Regions from separate parts of the Homo sapiens genome. Here all the other regions are linked to region 1. A link is an interaction called in ENCODE POLR2A ChIA-PET data of the cell type or tissue named here. Cell type or tissue: MCF 10A. All regions are shown on one strand. Links, peaks and the distances in the headings refer to the core of each region. The heading gives the core; the rest is flanking DNA. Region 1 holds the start of LOC124904508 (a long non-coding RNA gene). Region 2 has its middle 22 kb from the start of CENPF. Region 3 has its middle 22 kb from the start of PTPN14.

Region 1 (6,461 bases), core at 572-5,571:
CAATTTGTCTTTCCGGGTCCTGGTCTGGTCCTCCACTCCAGTAGTTTTATGGAAAGGCTTCAAAAAGTGAGGAATTTAAGGATGGCCCCTCTCTCCAAATTGTCACATCCCTACTGACCGTGCCTATGGGGAGAGATAAGTTGGTTTAACTAAATTTGAACTCTAGAGGAGGGAAGAGCAGACCAGGAGCCGTGTGTGATGATAATGATTCTGCAGGTTGGTAGTTACAGCTTACAGAGTGCTTTCACTAACCTGTTTTTCAAATTAGGAAAGAAAGTTTTCTTTCTTACTCAGACCTCCTTGAGAGTAGGGGGAGAAGGAGTAATGAATAGTTGATATGTGCTATTAAATTTGGATAACATTTTTTATGATCGATAATATAGAAGCTGCTCAGTGCAAACAAGTAAACGCCTGTGTGTGATACTGACGATGAATTGCATTTTACTTTTTAAAAATCTGCATTTAGAAATATATACACATAAGGGCCCAGTTTGTACCTGCTGTTGGACATAGCCACTCCTTCCAGATGGGAGCCTACAATCAGAAACTCTGGTCTGTAGATTTTACTTCTATCCCTCCATCCTTCTTCGAAAATTAACATGTAGTTAAAATGTATAACTCAGTCTTCTTTCCCTTCCTTCTATCTCTGGGGCAGAAAAGTGAAATATCTCAGAGGCTGCTGCCAGGAGAAAAAACAGATCTGAATAACCATTGGCCACAATATGAAACATGTCCTGTAATAGGATTTTTATGGAAAAGTTTCTCATTTCAACATTTGCCTCATATGCTGTAGCTCAGACTGTCTAAGTAGGGGTGGAGAAAAGCTTGGTGATTGAAGCCCTTCTTTAGAAGCATCATAAAAATCACCGGGTAGTGGTGTTTTATTTTCACTTTTATTTTTAGACTTCAGTGAAATTGGTGGTTTGCCCAGAATGGGCAGGGATCAGATCCTGCCTTCATCCCTGTGGTTGTTCATGCCCAGATCTGGTTGTGGCCATGTCTTTAAGGAAGCAGTATTACCTTGGACAAGTCATTCTCCTCCCTCAACACAGTTGCCTTCTCTAAGAAATGAAAGGATTGGACTGGGAATTTAAAAATCCTTCCCTTATTAAATAGCTTAGGCTCCATCATGCTGCAGTGATGTATGGCCCCCAAGCTTCTGTGGCTTTCACAAACAAAGGTTTATTTGCTGCCCACCTGACAGATCCACTGTGGGTCGTCTGAGGCTCTGTTCCCAGCTGTCTTTGCCCAGGGCTCAGGCTCACTGAGCAGCCTGCCCTCCCTGCTCACTGCAGGCCTCAGAGCAAAGGGAAGCAGAGGTGGAGAACCGGTCACTGGCTCTGGACACTTTTGCTTGGGAGCAACAATCACTTCCTGCTTCCATTCCCATTTCACTGGCCCCAAAGCTAGTCCCAGGAGTAATGAGGTAGGCAGGCATGACCCTGTTGGGAAGGCAGCAGACATTTGGAACCGTGGCAAGGGCCCTGCTCCTCCTGTCTTCACCATCCTGTGACTTACGCTGAGCATGTTGCATCCTAGGGTGGTAGTATGACCAAAATCAGATGCCAAGGCTTTAACCGTTTTACATGGCTCTCTCCTGTTTTGGGCACGTCTGCTGAACTGGACTTGGAATGAAGATTTCACTTGTGGGGAGGGGTGGGTGAAATATTTTAAAAGCAACACGTACCCGGCCTCTGAGTTCCTGGTGCCTTATTTGTAGTTCTGTGGTAATACAGCCCATGCTTTCAGAACACCACACGGACCTGCTCACTCTGAGAAGCATGAACAGAATTGCAAGTAAAACACAGTTGCAGACGTGCTGAGATAAATTCCTCATACATGAATTTAAAAGAGAGCATGAAGATCTTAGCAATTCATCTCTAAATGTTGAAGATATTGTTATGGGCTATAATTTTGAAGGGATCCTTTGATACTCTGTCAAAAGTACTGAAGGCTCTGTTGATTTGACCCAACAGGGCATTTTTTCAAACTTGATTTTTCAAACTCCTATGGGAGGAAGTGACTTGGATAAGTCACTTATTTTCTTACCATCGGATGAGGAGATTCTAGATAGATGAGGCCCCCAGAGACTAGGTCATAGCATGTTAGTTCCCAATAGATAACACTGATTATTAGGACGCCTTTTTTATTTCACCCCGACAAATCTGTATTTAATAAAAAGTTAATCTTTAAAAACAAAATTTAAAAATTTGAAAATACAAAATTTTACCTTCATTCGAGAAGCAAAATTATGTTCACCAATTCTTAGAGGCAGAGCAGAATCCTAACCTAAAACCATTCATTGGGCCTCAAGAGTCAGATGGACTATTTCCAGGTCTTTGAATATGAAAAATATTAAAAAGTTTTCCTTGTGAGCTTGGATTTTCAAAGAGGATCTCTTTGGAAAGTTGGCAAATGCTTACTTTCCTGGCATGAAAATTGTTGTTTTTTTTTTTCCTTTTCCCCTCCACCCAAAGCTATGACAGGGTGGAGTATACTTCCATGAAATTGCATGCTTCCAAAATAGAATTCACTGTTATATTTTACTACTGTTATAATTGAATCGCTAATGAGAAATAAGCAAAGAGCAGGCATTCTAGAAATAGAATTTCAACTCCTGTTGTCAAATTTAGTCATCATATTCGATAGAATTATAATATTTTATAAAACTGCCTTTTGTGCAAAATTGTACCAGCCAAACAATTTTCAAAGTGGTTTGAATTTCATTCTCGTTTCTGCAGTCTTACACAGTAGTACCCACAATCTCGTGGTAATAGCACCCTATCATTGCTGCTGTTTAGATTCTCTCCTAGTTTGGATGGCTTCCAGGAGAGAGCCCTGCTTGCTTCAGCTCCTTATTTTTATATTCCAGCAAAATCCTACACCCAACCTACATGATTAGGAATGTTCCTGGTGTTCCTTGCTAGTGGATTGTGAGTCACTGTTTCCTAGGATAGAATGGATCTGTAATAGAACTTGCTGACACATTATACAAATGGTAGCTGTAGATGAAAGTTGGAAGCAGCAGATTTTTAAGAACTAGAGCTGTTGTTTTGGTGGCAGATTAATTGGTTACTGGTCAACTCCCAAAGGTATTCTCTAATAAATAATCTTAGCTGATCATTTTCATCTCCAAGGTAACAGGTAACAAAGCTCTACCTCTGGCAGATGATGCCAGGTTAACACCTTTTCAGATGTTTTACTCCTTGGTTCTTAATCACTGAATCCTTAGATAGTACACTAGACAAAAACATGATCACAGCGATCAAAAAGATATGTGCATCCTTGTAAGGTGGAGACTGTTTTAGCACTCTCCAAGATACTACTCAGCATCTAGCAGACTTACACCCATAGAAAGTGCATGAATGATAGCTATGGGTTAAAATATCTGTTTGTCTTTCTGGCTTGGAGAGCAGCAAATAAGTCAAAACCACTCCAGAAAGATGAGAAGGAATGAATGGCATGTAGATGAGATTCAAACATTTTATAATTAGTAGGAATCAGTGAAATTTACCATTCTTTTCTACCTTGAGATTTTGCTTTTTGTTTTGCTTCGTGATTTTTTCTAGCCCATATTAGGTTTGACTAAAAAGGATTTTTAAGTAACTCCCAGTGTTTGCCCTTCTGATTTGAGTATAGGTTTTTCCCACCAAAGAGTGGTATGGCTGTCTTTATCCTGTTTAGTACACCCAAGAGGAGAGAAGAAGGACTCTACTGGAGCATGCACGGAGCCCAGTTCCTTCCCTCAAACAGGCATTGGATTGACTGATGTGTAATGATGCCTGTGACATCAACATGGTAGAGCCAGCAGTAATTAGCTCTCAGCGCCGATTGCCTCTCTCCAGGAAAGTTGGGCTTTGGTTCACTTATGGGTTCCCTTGATTGAGATGCCAAAGTGAAGTTAAAATACAGAGTTACAGTTACCAGGAGCAAAAGGATTGTTAGCATTTACCAGGAATTAATGCTAGAGAAATGTGATTGTTGTCGTTGTGACTATGTGTTGAGAGTATGGGCAAAGGAAGTGGAGTCCTGGGAAATAAACGTCTTGAGTGAGAAGTTTTCTAAATGTTTTAGGTAATTCTAAGAGGGCTATTTTATTGGTAGGGAAACAGTACACTGTATTAGCTCCTGAGGGCACTTGTCTAGTCTGAGACTTGATGTGTTTGGGCACGATTCTGTCCATCTGTACTTTGCTGGTTTGAGAATTTACTTCAGTTTCGAAAGTTGCATCAGATTAGATTTTTCTGATTCACAGATGTGTAAGGTGAAAACTGTATTTGATTTTTTAGTGGAATTACAAATTATTTGGCCTGTTTGTGATCTGCCTTACCGAACTTTTGAGTTTGAAAGGTGATGTGTTTCTAGAATGCATTCAGGAACGCACACTGTTGAGTGTAGCTTTGGCAGTCGTGTTGTCGTGGGTCTCCAGGTGTGCAAAAGTATTTTCATTCTCGGATTCTGTTATGAGGACCTGGTCCTTATCAGTGGTTTATCCCGCTGGCCTACAAATAAGTGATGTGATGAGAATCCTCTCAAGCTCAGAATGAACAGGATGTGGCACCTGCTACATCAAACAAAGATAAACACAGGCAGAGGTCACTTTCCATCTTTTATAGAAATGACCTTTATCAGCATCACAGGCATGTCCTGCTGTGTACACAAGGTTTTACATCTAGAGGCATCTGTGTTGTGGGAATATATTCCAAGTATGTGTTTTTAAGGTTGTTTGTTCCTCTATTCCCATGAACAGATATCAGTATTACCTGCAAGTCAAAAAAGATGTGCTTGAAGGGCGATTACGATGTACATTGGACCAGGTGATTCGGCTAGCCGGCCTAGCTGTGCAAGGTAAGACATAGTTATGAGCAGCATGTGAAATTCCATTTTCTGTTTGATCATGGTGTTGCTGGCCTCTCAGAGTGAGAAGTTAGATTTACTTAAATGATCCCTTAGTAATGCTCCCTTTTTATTTCAAGTTATCTTACGTGAAAAATGCAAAGTTAGTGATTTTTGGTGGCTGGGTGGTAGATTTCTCAAAGCTGTTTGCAAACTGCTCATGCTTGTATAATTACAGTTTTATATGAGGAAATAGCAGCTTTTATTCTGCCTTTAATTAAGGCTACATTTCAGGGTTTGTGGAACATTTTCTCAGAATTATTCCAAGGCACAATGTGGTCATATTCTGTAGCTTGATGCTGCAAAGGTGTTACTATCACAACTTCTTTGAGTGTGATAGCTTTAAACATTATAGTATAATGCATTCTAATGCAATTAAAGAGGTAGATTTAAAATCCATGATTGTAACATGAAACAACAAATGTGTATTGGACTGAATTTATCTTTCAATCCATCCTATAAAGGTTTATATTACATAGCTGTTTTTTGCCTTCTCTAAATTGTTATGTGTGGGACTTTATATGTATATTTTATACATTATGGTTTATTGAGTGGTGGCTTAACTGCCTTCAGTTATACTGAAAGCAAGATAGGCCATATTGAAAGCAAGATAGGCCAGCGCGGTGGCTCATGCCTGTAATCCCAGCACTTTGGGAGGTCGAGGCAGGTGAATCACTGGAAGTCAGGAGTTCGAGACCAGCCTGGCCAACATGGTAAAACCTTGTCTCTAATAAAAATACAAGAATTAGCCAAGCATGGTGGCACACGCCTGTAATTCCAGCTACTCAGGAGGCTGGAGCACGAGAATCGCTTGAACGTGGGAGGTGGAGGTTACAGTGAGCTGAGGTCACACCACCACACTCCAGCCTGGGTGACAAAGCTAGACTCTGTCTCAAAAAGTAAAAATTAAAAACATTTTTTTAAAAAAGCAAGAAGATGGTAATATAGTTTTTGAAAAGAAACTTTTCCTTTTAGTCATTTTCTTGAAAACCAGCTTATCTGCAAGTGTGAGCCAGCCAGCAGCTGGGTTCTTCCTGCATGGACTGTTGTTTTAGAAGGTGTGAACTGACTTCCCATCCCAAACACTGGGCTGAATTGAATCATCTCAGATTTAAGTGTCTGAAGAGGCAGCCCTTCTCCTGACCTCTTTCATTCTGAAGTATTAACAACTTAACAATTTCTGTTAGAAGTGTAATTTCTATACAGTTAGCTTCTGTTGTAATTCTGTGGATGGAAACAGGCAAAATCTGATGTATCACCTCTGTCTGCTTAAAGACTGGAGGGGAAGAAACAATGGCCAGTTATGATAGAGAAATCAGAGGTAGCATTGTTGAAATAATGGAGAAGATCAATATGTCCCTCATTGTCAAATTGGGTCTTTCTTCTTTTAAAAAGCTTTCGTTGGGCTGGGTGTGGTGGCTTATGCCTATAATCCCAGCACTTTGGGAGGCCAAGGCAAGAGGATTACTTGAAACCAGGAGTTTGAGACCACCCTGGGCAACAAAACGAGACTCTGTCTCTACGAAAAAAGTAAAAATAAAAAATTAGCCCAGTATGGTGTTGTG
Region 2 (6,461 bases), core at 563-5,562, 170 kb before region 1:
GCGACAGAGCAAGACTCCATCTCAAAAAAAAAAAAATTGTTATTAGGAAAAGCATAAAGAAGAGAAAATACACTTATAGTACTGCACTGTATTTATCAATATCATAAGTTTACAAGATGAATCATCTGTCTGAAATGGTGGGCAACTGCAGCTGCCAACCTCAATCTACAGACTGTGCAATTCAACTTTTATATCAAGCAATTCAGCTTTTTCTTGTAATGTCATGACCTTCTCTGCTTCCTGGGAGTACTACCAGTATCACTAGCAGCACTTTGTATGGGTTCCATGGTGTTATTCAAAGTTTACAATATTACACTAAACATGATGAAAAATACACAACAAGCACGAAAGGTAACTTTTTATTGTGATATGAAATTTACTAGAGATGAACTGCTCCCGTGGAGATGAATAGCCTCACACAGCATTTTAAGTTGATACAACACTTGAGCTCAATGCAATAGCAACAGAAGGTGGTTATGAAATTATCACAGTAGTACAGTATGTACTACAGTTAATTTTATGCAGTTATGATTTAATACTGCATTTTTACATTGGTTTACATTTCTCTCGACTGAATGGTACCATGCACAGTCTGTGTTCGTAGGCGTAAGTTTTAATACATTTTAACTTTTTATAATAAATTTGGGCATATTTTATGGTAGTAAATGATAAAATAGACTAGTAGCTACATATATGTTATGCATTTGTAACATATCTTTTTCTTAATGTTTTGATATTTTTAGAATATGTGGTTTCTCTGCAAGTTTTTTCAAGCTGTCAAAAATCTCCAAAAATTTTTTCAATATGTTTATTGAAAAAAAAACCCTCATATAAATGGACCTACACCATTCAAACCCATGTTGTTCAAGGGTCAACTGTATTTCTAAAAATTAACACAAGTTAATCAGGGAAGAAAAGCAAATTTAAAAACTTTGAAAAGAGAAAACATCATCATTCTGGAATCAATTACTTCCCAGAAATTTAAAACACATTCTTATAACTCTTGCAATAGTCATTTTTACGAAGGAACTAAAATGATTTATATATTTTTAAAATCTCAGTAGCTCCTTAGGAAAAATGCTTATCTAATGCTTATTTCTTCCAAAGTGTGAAAATCAATGTATGTTACATTTTCCCTTTCTTGGTTGGAAGCTTGATCCTCAAGAAAAGTGGCTTTTACGAGCCCAAGTTTCCAAAAAGACAATGTTACAGCCAAAATAAACCTCGCGACTTGCAAGACAAGTTTGCTCAAGGAGCAAGTTTTTATCATCGTGTGACTAAGTTAAGGATCAATTTGTCTCTATCTCATTTTCAATAATAGTTTTGACCCAGGTGTTAGATTAACCATGGACTAAGGTGCATGATTCTCCTGAGCTCTATGACCACGTGTCTTCACATCTTGGAATGAAAGTGAAGGAATTCCCTAAATCAGGAATACAGCTTCAGTGCCCCTAAGAATAACATGGAAAATTTTTTTTTAATGTTTAATTTGAGGCCATACCTAGGTATTGGGGTAGATTACAGAAATCCATTTTATGAATGAAGCAGGCATCTGTGTGGTCAACAGATAACATATACATATTTCCTGGTTGACTTCTATTTTCCTGGCACCTCTCTGGTTTAACATGTGTCCCAGAGTTATTGCTGTTGTTGCTTTAACAAAAGATTATTATTATTAGCTGCGTTAAAATAAGCCAGGACTGGTTTAGTGGATAACTTTGAAATAGGACGTAGGACTCGACTCTGGAGGCAGGGCTCAGACACCTGACCTAATTGAGGACTAGTTAAAACAGGGATGGGGTGGAAACACCTTTCCATATAAGACATGCCCACCAGTGTGCCATGTCAGTTTACCATTGCCATGGCAACACCCAGAAGTTACCACCCTTTTTCTAGGAATTTCTGCGTTAATCGCCTCTTAGTTTGCATGTAAATTAAAGTGGGTATAAATTTGACTTCAGAACTGCCCTCAGCTACTACTCTCAGCACACTGCCTGTGGAGCAGCCCTGCTCTGCAGGAGCAGTCACAGAGCTGCAGGACTGCTGGAGCTGTAACTCCGCCACTTCAATACCTACCGCTGGCTTGCCCTTGAATTCCATCCTGGCTGAACCCCAATTTGGGGATCATCTGCCCTGCATCAACTTTGTACTTCCATATTGTAGCATAGTCTTCCCTAGTAGTGTGTGAGATACATGTGCCATAAACAGAGTTCAACACTTAACAAGTGGTTAAGTCTGAGCTATCAGTGATAACTTCTTTCACCTTTCTTAAACCTTTCTTAAGGCACAGGTAACTAACTCCTCCATTTTAAGGATAGCGGCATATCTCATGCTGGCTTGAAAAAACAAAGTGTGGTTGCATACGGTGACTTAGGACAACTAACTTTTCATCCCAAAGGATGTGGGAGAAATACTTGTTGCTGCTGTCCCTGGCACCCATCTGGTGTATGAGTCAGTTGTGCCTTGGCCCCAGGTGGGGCCTGCAAGATGATTAAGGCACAAGGCTGCCAATCTGCCAGACAGTGGGGTCAGTGTGAAATGTGGGAAATTAGAAACGTGGTGAATGTGAAATACATGCAGGAAGTGGAGGCTAAGCATGCCTACCATAAAGCTTACACAAAGTAGTGTGAGCAATCCTGCTAAAATGGTTTTGGCATATACTAGATAGGGTAAATCTACAACTATTTATTTACCCTATCATTTGGTAACACTTTTCAAAAATGTTGTGATGAACTCTCTCAGCAACAAAGAGCTCAAAAAACAAAACAAAGCAAAAAAGCATGTTTAATGAAATTTCAAATGCAGATTTCTCATTTCTAAATAAAGTTGACGATGAAATATAACGTGCATAAAATATTTGCCAACATTTATCAGCCTCCTTGGGGCCTATAGTAATGAAAATTAGAAGACATAAATATGTTAAGGAGGCCCCAGAATTTACTTCAAACCTTAGCTGTTATTTTAAGCTTTTCTTCGACAGGCATGAAATATGAAGCAATAGCTGCTAATATATTTGGTTTAATTAACAGAACTCTGCAAACAGCTCATGATTTCTGTTTTATGTGTCACCAGCTGCTTCAAATTAAAATTTAATTAATTCCAATAATTGTTCAATATTTTCATGAAATTCAGTGACTCAAAGCTTTTGAAAGTTCATCTGACTTTATTGTGTCTGCTATTGCAAATTCAGTGACAAAATTTGTGAGGATCATATAAATACAAATTCTGGTGATGCACACATTATATTTATTGTCAATTAGTTTATTGATAAATAAGAAATCTATAAAGCAGAAATGTTCTAGAAAACTTTTAGAGAAACGCTATTATTAAAAACAAAACTTGGAACCAAGCCAGACATGGGAGAGTGTCTGTAGTGCCAGGCGTTCAAGAGGCAGAAGCAGAAGAATTTCTTGAGCCTACAAGTTCGAGTCCAACCTGGACAACATAGTGAGACCCTGTCTCTAAAAACAAAACAAAAACTTGGAAGCAAAGAGATATTAAAATTTATCCTATAAAAGCAAGGGAAGACTTGAGTGAATAAATAAGGAAAGCTTAATCCATTTACAGTGTTTAATTTTGAAATTCTATAATTGTGCCTTAGAATATCTACATTTCTGGAATAATCTTTTGATGAAGCTTTTTGTAAAAACAATTTCATAAATTTGTATTCTATGCCAGAATGGAATGAAACTGCAAAAACTAATAATTGTGAAGCATCTATATACAAAATATTTTAAAGTATGGAGACAACTTACTAACAAGTTTTGTCTTACAAAACTATTAGTTAAAGACATCTACTCTGAATGGAGGCAAACAGGAGGTATCATATCTGGGAAAATACTTATGCTGAAATATTTACACATTTCAAATAAAAAGAATAATATTGAGAATTTCCTTCATTTAGCAGAATTTGTTCTGAGCTTACCATAAGCCTCACCACCTGAAGAAAGAGTAATTTCTCAATTGAAAATATTGTAAGCTAGATGGTAGAGTCAATTGAAAAAGAGTATAACAGGCCAGGTGTGATGGCTCACGCCCATAATCTCAACACTTTGGGAGGTCGAAGTGAGCCGATCACTTGAGTCCAGGAGTTCTAGACCAGCCTGGGCAACATGACAAAACTTTGACTGTACAAAAAATATAAAAATTAGTTGTGTGTGGTGGTGTGCAACTGTAGTACCAGCTACTTGGGAGGCTGAGGCAGGAGGATCACTGGAGCCCAGGAGGTCAAGGCTGCAGTGAGCCGTGATTGTGCCACTGCACTCCAGCCTGGAAGACAGAGTGAGACTCTGTCTCAAAAAAAAAAAGTAGGCGATTTTATGAAGAAAATTAAAATGATAAGACCACATTAAAAAAAAATACACTCTGTAGAAATATCTCAGTAAGAGAGTATTGGCAAAAAACACAGCTATTCAAAGTACTTTATTTAAAGTACATGAATATGGGCCGAGCGCAGTGGCTTATACCTGTAATCCCAGCACTTTGGGAGTCCGAGGCAGGCAGATCACCCTAGGTCAGGAATTTGAGACCAGCCTGGCCAACATGATAAAACCCCATCTCTACTAAAAATACAAAAATTAGCCGGGCATGGTGGCATGTGCCTATAATCCCAGCTACTCAGGAGGCTGAGGCAGGAGAATCGCTTGAACCCGGGAGGCGGAGGTTTCAGTGAGCCGAGTTCACACCACTGCACTCCAGCCTGGGTGACAGAGTGAGACTCCATCTCAAAACACACACACACACACACACACACAGAGTACGTGAATATGTACCAACAATTATTCTGTTTGTATTATTTTTAAATTCAGGTAATCAACATAAACATTTCAAAACTTTAATGTACATGAGTTACATGTTTTTAAGAGAGATTTATATTTTTGAAAAAAAATTTTTTTTTTTGAGACAGAGGCCCGGTCAGCATGTGGAGAAGGAATGTCACAAGAACTGATCCTCTGAGCTGTAGTTACAGGGAAGGTGCTCCTTACCTTTAATGTATCACCAAATGAACAGACAGCAACTTTTGTGACTTCCTAATACTCCAGTCCTTACTTCTCAAACCAGAAAAACCCTAGACAAATATCTTGCAACAATTTACTTCTTTCCTCTTTGTCCCCAGGGGAGTCCTGACTCTGGTTTCTTTATCCTCCCAATCCTAAAACTACTTCCTCTTTTGAATAGTAATCTACCTTCTGAGGTAAACTTACCTTATAGTAACTTTATAAGCTTTTATTAGCCACAGGAAAGGTTACACACTGAGGTGTTTTTTTGTTTGTTTGTTTTTTGTTGTTTTTTTTTTTTTTTTTGAGATGGACTCTCACTTTGTCACCCAGGCTGGAGTGCAGTGGTGAGATCTTGTTTTACTGCAACCTCTGCCTCCCAAGTTCAAGCAATTATCCCACCTCAGCCTCCCAAGTAGCTGGGTTACAAGCGCCTGCCACCATGCTCGGCTAATTTTTTTTTGTATTTTTAGTACAGGTGGGGTTTTGGTATATTGGCCAGGTTGCTCTCAAAGCCCTGACCTCAAGTGATCCGCCTGCCTTGGCCTCCCACAGTGCTGGGATTACAGGCGTGAGCCACCATGCCCAGATATTTTTGTTTTTGTTTTTAATTCTGTGTTGAAAATAGAAATTTAGGAAATTTTGAGAGTAGATGCAATATTTGATCAGTATCTGGGGCCTGCCTGACTTCATAGGAATCTAGTTCCCAATATATCCATCAAAAAAGCTGAGCAGGGACCAGGTGCAGTGACTCATGCCTGTAATCCCAGCACTTTGGGAGGCTGAGGCAGGTGGATCACCTGAGCTCAGGAGTTCGAGACTAGCCTGGGCAACGTGGTGAAACCCTGTCTCTACTAAAAATACAAAAATTAGCCAGGCATGGTGGGGTGCGCCTATAATCCCAGCTCCTCAGGAGGCTGAGGCAGGAGAATTGCTTGAACCCGGGAGGTGGAGGTTACAGTGAGCCAAGATCATGACACTGCACTTCAGCCTGGGTGACAGAGCGAGACCCTGTCTCAAAAAAAAAAAAAAAAAAAAAAAAAGCTAAGCATTGAAAGAACACCTAGTTCAATGCCAGGCACATAGTGAGTTTACAACAAATATATGTGAAATTTGTGAATGAATGAAAGAACTCCCAAATAGTTGAAAATCATCTAACTGTACACTTTCAGCTATTTGGTAAAAGAAAGTTGTCAGGAAATGAGAAGCAATAAAAAGTTGGTGGATAAACATTTTTCTTTCTGCCTCACACTGTATTAGTCCGTTTTCATGCTGCTGATAAAGACATACCAGAGACTGGGAAGAAAAAGAGGTTTAATTGTACTTACAGTTCCACATGGCTGGGGAGGCCTCAGAATCATGGCCAGAGGTGAAAGGCCCTTCTTACATGGCTGCCACAAGAGAAAATGAGGAAGATGCAAAAGTGGAAACCCCTGATAAAACCATCAGATCTCGTGAGACTTA
Region 3 (6,461 bases), core at 581-5,580, 160 kb before region 1:
ATTGTTCATATCATTATCAGTATTTTTGTCAAAGCCATTGAACAAATCTCTAGGAAGTTCCTGTCTTCTTCTGAACCCTCCAAACTGCTCCAACCTCTGCCTGTTACCCAGGTCCAAAAATTGCTTCCACATTTTTGGGTATCTTTTCAGCAACACCCCACTCCTGGTACCAATTTACTGTATTAGTCCATTTTCACACTGCTGATGAAGACATACCCGAGACTGGGCAAAAAAAGAGGTTTAATTGGACTTACAGTTTCATATGGCTGGGAGGCCTCAGAGTCATGACAGGAGGCAAAGGCACTTCTTACATGGCGGCGGCAAGAGCAAGAGAAAATGAGGAAGATGCAAAAACAGAAACCCCTGATAAAACCATCAGATCTTGTGAGATTTACTCACTACAAGAACAGTATGGGGGAAACCACCCCATGATTCAAATTATCTCCCGCTAGGTCCCTCCCACAACATGTGGGAAATACAAGAGTACAATTCAAGATGAGATTTGGGTGTGGACACAGAGCCAAACTGTATCACCCACCCTAGAGCTCAGTGGACAAGGTGAAATGCAAATGAGCCACAAATAAACTGAGGCAATATTTCTATCTCTTTTGCTTGCTGAAAGTTGGAGAAGGAGGAGCAGCTGAAGGAACCCAGCTTTTCTCTCTTGGCTGGTACTAGAGAGAGAAGGGGTATAAAATTACCCCTATAGTTCCTTCTGGGAGAAATTGCTTCTGAGATTCTAGAACCAGAAAACATTAACACTTCAATATTTTAAAAAACAATGAAGCAACACTTTTCGGATTAGCATGACTCTTTGTTTGTTTGTTTGTTTGTTTGTTTGTTTTGAGATGGAGTTTCACTCTTGTTGCCCAGGCTGGAGTGCAATGGCACGATCTCAGCTCACCACAACCTCTGCCTCCTGGGCTCAAGCAATTATCCTGCCTCAGCCTCCCAAGTAGCTGGGATTACAGGCATGTGCCACCACACCCAGCTAATTTTGTATTTTTAGTGGAGATGGGGTTTCTCCATGTTGGTCAGGCTGGTCTCGAACTCCTGACCTCAGGTGATCCACTTTCCTTGGCCTCCCAAAGTGCTGGGATTACAGGCCTGAGCCACCATGCCCAACAACTCTTTAATTACCAGAGAAAAGTTGTTATTTAGTGAAAGTCAAATAAAACAGAATATATATTCAGGATATGTAAAGGTGACCTGTTAGCCATAGCAGTTGAGGAGTGATTTTTTACCTTCTAGATACCTATGTAGTCTGATAACCAGGAAGTAGCACAGCCTAGAGTGTAGGCATTAAACCAAAGACAGGTCCCAGCACTACAACTTGCTAGCTGTGAGGTGTTGGGCAAATTACTCAACCTCGCTTCACCCTTATCCAGCTAAGGGGGTTGTTCTGAGGATTATGTGAAATAATTTGTGTAAAGCTCTTAGCACCACGCTACATGGTGAGTACACAAAAGATAGTTATTGGTACTTACTCTCCTGCTCTTCTGCATAGGTTTTGTCATCTAATCAACTATGATTTCTGCTGGAAGAATGGAGGCAATTTGTATACCTCATAGCAAGTTCATAAGGTATATTAACCACAGGAAAGGTTATATGGTGAGTTGATTGTTGCCTAATTTGATGAGTCAGATTGTTTTCTTTTTTTCACTTCTGTGTTGAAAATAGAAATTTAGGTCAATGTCTTGCTTCGGGCAGAAAAGCATTCTTTTTTGGTTACCTGTCTAAAGTAAGAAAGTAACCACTCTTCATGTCTCACCACCTATCTAGACCCACAGCTGATGTTAATAGATTTCCTTTGGAAACTTGAAGCAGGAGTTTTAGGACAATATCTGTATATGGCCCTTAAACCAGGAAATGTAGATTAAAGTAGAGTTCACAGTCTTATCTCCAAGTGCACCCAAAATGAAAAATTTAAAAACCTAGAACACAGAGATTTTTCAGTTGAAATAATAGACAATTTATGTTTGTGGGCAGTTATACCAGATCAGAGTTCATTACTTCACTCAGCCCATGGTGCAATGTAAAAGAAAGCTTCACAGTGAAAGACAAAGTTGATGGGAATCTTGAGGATAGCTAGGAATAGCCAAGGTAGTCTTCCCATTAAAAGGAGCTAATGTAAAGAATTACTCAGTAGGTTTCTAGGTTGCTAATGATCATATAGCCCTCATTAGCAGTAAACAAGCGCCTATTTAATCAATCCAAGGTCTTAAGGTATTATGAACTCAAGAAAGGTGAATTGCCTGTTATTTCTACTAAGCAGCATAACTTTAACAAAGCTGATAGATTTTAAATGTTCCCAATCTTCTCTCTGGCTCATGAAACTGGGTGCTGGCTTAATAACCTTAGGCCATAAAGTACTGTAACATGTTGGCTCATGCTGGGTGGCAACAGGTTTGTTTTTCATGATTATGTAATCTGAATTCCTTTTCCAAGAAAGGATTTGAAAATGAGCTATTAAATTGGATTGCCAGCAAGCGTATAGTCGAAATGCACATGTTTGTTAACCCTGGTAAGCCCAGACCCTTCCTCTCAAACTGCCACCCCACCACACCCCTCTATAAATTGGTAAACTATAAATCGAGTGTGACCCATGAGAAATGTTATGCGGTAGCTTGTTGATGTATACATAAAGGCTGAAAATGCCTACTAAGAATTTTTAGAGAGGATATTTAATCTGCTCAGTCTTAAATAGCAACCTAATCAGCCACGCAATATGGGCAATTTGTACACTAGTACTCATATTAGATTTGCTTTAAAAACTAATATGTGTTAAAATGTTGTGCTAAGGTACAGACTGCAGCAACTTCAAAGGCTTGAGGTGCCAGGTAGGTATTTATTGACTAGAATGCTATTTAGAAGAGAGGTTCACATTGTTCTTAACTTCCAAGACAAAAACTTAAAACCACAGCAAGTAACTGCTTGGAGTTTCGCATTCCGTACTCCTGCAACTCACAAGCGAACTTCCTGTTCCTTCTTGGCTGGCAGACGTGAAGGCTAGACGATGATGAATGGTTTGATTCTTGTAGTTGGAGAATCTGCCATGGCTTTCAGCCCTTAAGGCTTTGTGTGCCAGGCCAGGTGTTATTAAAAAAAAAAAAAGTTCTTCGCAGAGATTTGGATTTCACTTGATGATAACAGAGCATGGACTGAGGCATTTGGGCAAAGATCATATCTAATAAAGATCCGCACACCCATGTACATCCCAAAAAGGAATGTTTCAGAACACTTGAGAAACAAACCTGGAAACCTTTAAACATTACCTGGAATCTTGTTAGTAGGTTTCAAGAACTAAGAAAAAATAAGAAGAATGGAGGGTGGGGAGAGGAAGAGAAAGAGGAAGAAAAGGAAGAAGATGGCAAGATTCTTGGGCCAACATGTTTTTCTTTTTCATGGGGGAAATGGCAGAGTTTTTCCAAGTGAGAAGATAATTCTGTGCTTTCCTTTGCAGCTTGTATACATGGACATATGTTTTTTATGAGCTGAAAGTTAAATGCTAGGATTTCCTTCATTGCCTTCACCAGCTAGTGCTATATTAAATGGATCCTAGGTCAGAACCTACTAGAAACCGTGGGTGAGTGGGATAGGTTGTAATGCCAGCAGTGTGTGTGTGTGTGTGTGTGTGTGTGTGTGTGTGTGTGTGTGTGAGAGAGAGAGAGAAAAACAGGAAGAGAGGGAGGTAGAATTCCAGAACTGGTCCTTGTCTGGAGTAGCTATGAGTCTGCTTTGAAATTTAAGTGGAAAACAAGTTGAGAGAATACTAGAACAGTAGTTATTCAAATAGCAGGCTCAAATTAATTGCTTAGGAAAAACAGTTCACATTTTCTTTTCTGCCCCATCACTTCAGCAGTTTTAAAGATCTTATGGTGAAAGGACAGAATCTTGAAATTAGGTAATGGGGATAGGGCAGGTGGAGGGACAGGGGGAGCTGAATTTTAACTCAGCTGAATTGGGGACTAATTTCCTTGACAGTTCAAAAGTTCTTAATGAAGGCTTTCTGCCAGAAAGAACCAGCGCAGGCCACTACCCAGGCACGCTGAGGCCTGTTCCTGCCCCTCTTTCAGAGAAGAGGAGGCTTATAGCTGTCTCCTCTGAGGCAGCCCCTCCCTTGGGGAGGGCATTCCCTACCTGAACCTTCTGACCCTTCCCCAGTTCTCCATCACCACCACTGTGTTCATCCTGACTTTTATGCCTTCTTTCACACCCTGCTTGGAATTCTCTTTCCCCACCTCTCTTGAACCCAGCCCTTCACCTCCTTCCAGGCCCAGCCCAGGTCCTCTAAAAAGCCTCAACTCACATGGCAGTCTCCTCTCTGTAAGCCAACTTCAAGTTACTACAGTTTTCACTATTTCTGGTAGAAGCTTTGGGCTAGCTGGTCAACTAGAGACAAAGGCCTTTTCTTTCCTGGCTTTACTTTTTTCTTTAAAAAAAATCATAATTTTATGATCTCTCTGCCTGACTTTTATCATTGTTTACCGTACCCGCAGAATCTAACTGACGGACTTTTCACAGCTGTTGCGTCCAGGCAATATGTTATTTCAACTTCTCAATCTGTTGCACGTCAACCTAGGCCCATATTTGGTTTTTACTGAAGTTCTCTGACATTAGAATTTAAAAGCAATCCAAAAGAATGGAAGCTATTTCTCTGACCAGGACAAGACAAACCAAGGAAGAAATCAGTGCATCGAGGGCATATGATGCTACTTACATTCGTCTTCTCTGAGGGACATATGCAGAGGATTCACGGAGAGGGACTTTTCAGAAATGTGCTCCAAAAACAGTAGGGAAAACCCTTTCTCTATTGGCAAATGATGTTTTAAAGTCTTTTTCGAAGAAACAAATGTAGAAATGTTTTTCTACTGAGGCCTCCTTAAGTTTTAAAATCTCCTTTAAAAATAATACAGGGAATAGAGCTTCCAGGACAGAAATTATTCTTTCTCATGAGTGTAGACTTCTCTACCTAGGGAAGTCTAAAGGAAATTGAGTACAGTCAACCTGCAAGGGTGAGCAGAGATGATTAAAATGCACTGATAATTCAGAATCCCATTTCCACCTCATTAATTTCAACCTCTGTTCCCTTCTGTTGGTACTTCTAAAGATAAGAAAAGCAGACCAAATTGAAGATAATATCCTGTCACCACTCCTGCCTTCTCCCAACCCTGAGTGTTCAATCAGTTGGGTGGAAGATCATTATCAGAAGAAGGAGGCAAAGCAAGTGGTTCACATGACTGACAACCCCACTAGTTTCTCCCTCATCCCTTCACTGTGCAAAGATTGTAGATGTCACTTATTTAATATGGATGAGAATTAATGAAAATCATGTCTAGTCTTTGTCTGCTTCCAATGTGTCAATACCTCAGATTTTGCCATGTTTAAGAACCTTAGCGTCATTATGGCTAAAGAAGTCACCTGACTACAGTAAGTGAACTTCTCCATCTCCACTCTCCCTCCCATTATCTGGTAAGGGGGGAATTTTGCATAGCTTTTTGCAGGACATGCCTGTTAATTGATTGAGGCTCTGTCTCTTTCAAACAATGTTTTCCTCTGCCATTTTACAATGTGTACTCTTCCTATTATTGTATAAGAGGGAAAGTGCATCATTGTTCTATCATTATAGAAGAACTATTTTCTTGCAAGGAAAATTTCAGTATTCACGAATGCTAAATAACACATCTGGATGCTAATTTGGGGGAACTTCAGACATTAAGTATTCTGAAATAATCAGCTTCGAGTGCAAGACTATTTGGAGTTATAGGAATCCATGGTGAAGACAGAGGAGGAAATTAAAGCAAAGATATAAACAGTAGAGGCTAGAAGGAAAAGGAGTCACAGGAGGTACTTTTCTGTGAGTCAGAGTGAGCCTGACTCAAAACCGTGAACTGGACAAACATCTTCCCTTTTCCTTTCTTTACCAAGACCTGCTTAGAATTCCCAATGGCAGGATAACCATCACTACTACTTGTGGAGTTTACATTTTTACAGTGTTTGATGCTTAAACATTATATCTAATTGGCAACATTTTGGAATGGAAAAATACAGGTGAGGGGGAGTTTATAAAAGCAATTCCCTAGCCCAGAAAGTCTATTGCATGTCAAAAGTGTCTCAGTCCAGCCCTGGGAACAGTAATAAGGAAAATATTCTAGGCTCTTATCAAGATACTGATAGGAGGAAATAAGATGCATATGCCAACTACATAAAGATGGAAAAGAGTCAAATCTTTCTAGCAGAGAGTGATTGGCTAGCTTTATGTGTCAACTTGGTGAGGCTATAGTACCCAGTTTTCAATCAAACACTAATCTAGGTGTTGCTGTGGAGGCATTTTGTAGATCTGGTTAACATCTACAAGCAGTTGACTTTAAGTAAAGGAGATTATCTTGGATAATGTGGATGAGCCTCCTATAATCAGTTAAAAGGGCTTAAGAGCAAAACTAAGATTTCCCTGAGGAAGA

What was found. ChIA-PET counts read pairs that join two places held together with the same protein. Peaks named below come from ENCODE experiments on the same cell type or tissue, not always from the same donor. Only the 100,000 strongest peaks of a DNase experiment are listed, where the experiment ranks them.
Region 2: POLR2A ChIA-PET joins it to region 1 with 54 read pairs; 6 of 35 experiments call an interaction of 5 or more read pairs at or near these places.
Region 3: POLR2A ChIA-PET joins it to region 1 with 29 read pairs; 4 of 35 experiments call an interaction of 5 or more read pairs at or near these places.

Annotation. Positions count from the first base shown.
Region 1 is chr1:214,413,016-214,419,476 of GRCh38, reverse strand. PTPN14 (protein tyrosine phosphatase non-receptor type 14) reads left to right here. Exons shown (of 19, transcript NM_005401.5): 4 at 4,751-4,848. It overlaps LOC124904508 (a long non-coding RNA gene), which reads right to left and starts at 2,319. Exons shown (of 3, transcript XR_007066875.1): 1 at 2,231-2,319; 2 at 498-1,772; 3 at 1-123. In MCF 10A, for the core only: no CTCF peak of the experiment used is centred there; DNase peaks (open chromatin) are centred at 926 and 2,866.
Region 2 is chr1:214,578,050-214,584,510 of GRCh38, reverse strand. No RefSeq gene overlaps it. Among named protein-coding and RNA genes, the nearest start is that of CENPF, 22 kb to the left of the region's middle. In MCF 10A, for the core only: no CTCF peak of the experiment used is centred there; a DNase peak (open chromatin) is centred at 2,500.
Region 3 is chr1:214,570,088-214,576,548 of GRCh38, reverse strand. No RefSeq gene overlaps it. Among named protein-coding and RNA genes, the nearest start is that of PTPN14, 22 kb to the right of the region's middle. In MCF 10A, for the core only: no CTCF peak of the experiment used is centred there; DNase peaks (open chromatin) are centred at 1,628, 2,388, 2,998 and 4,068.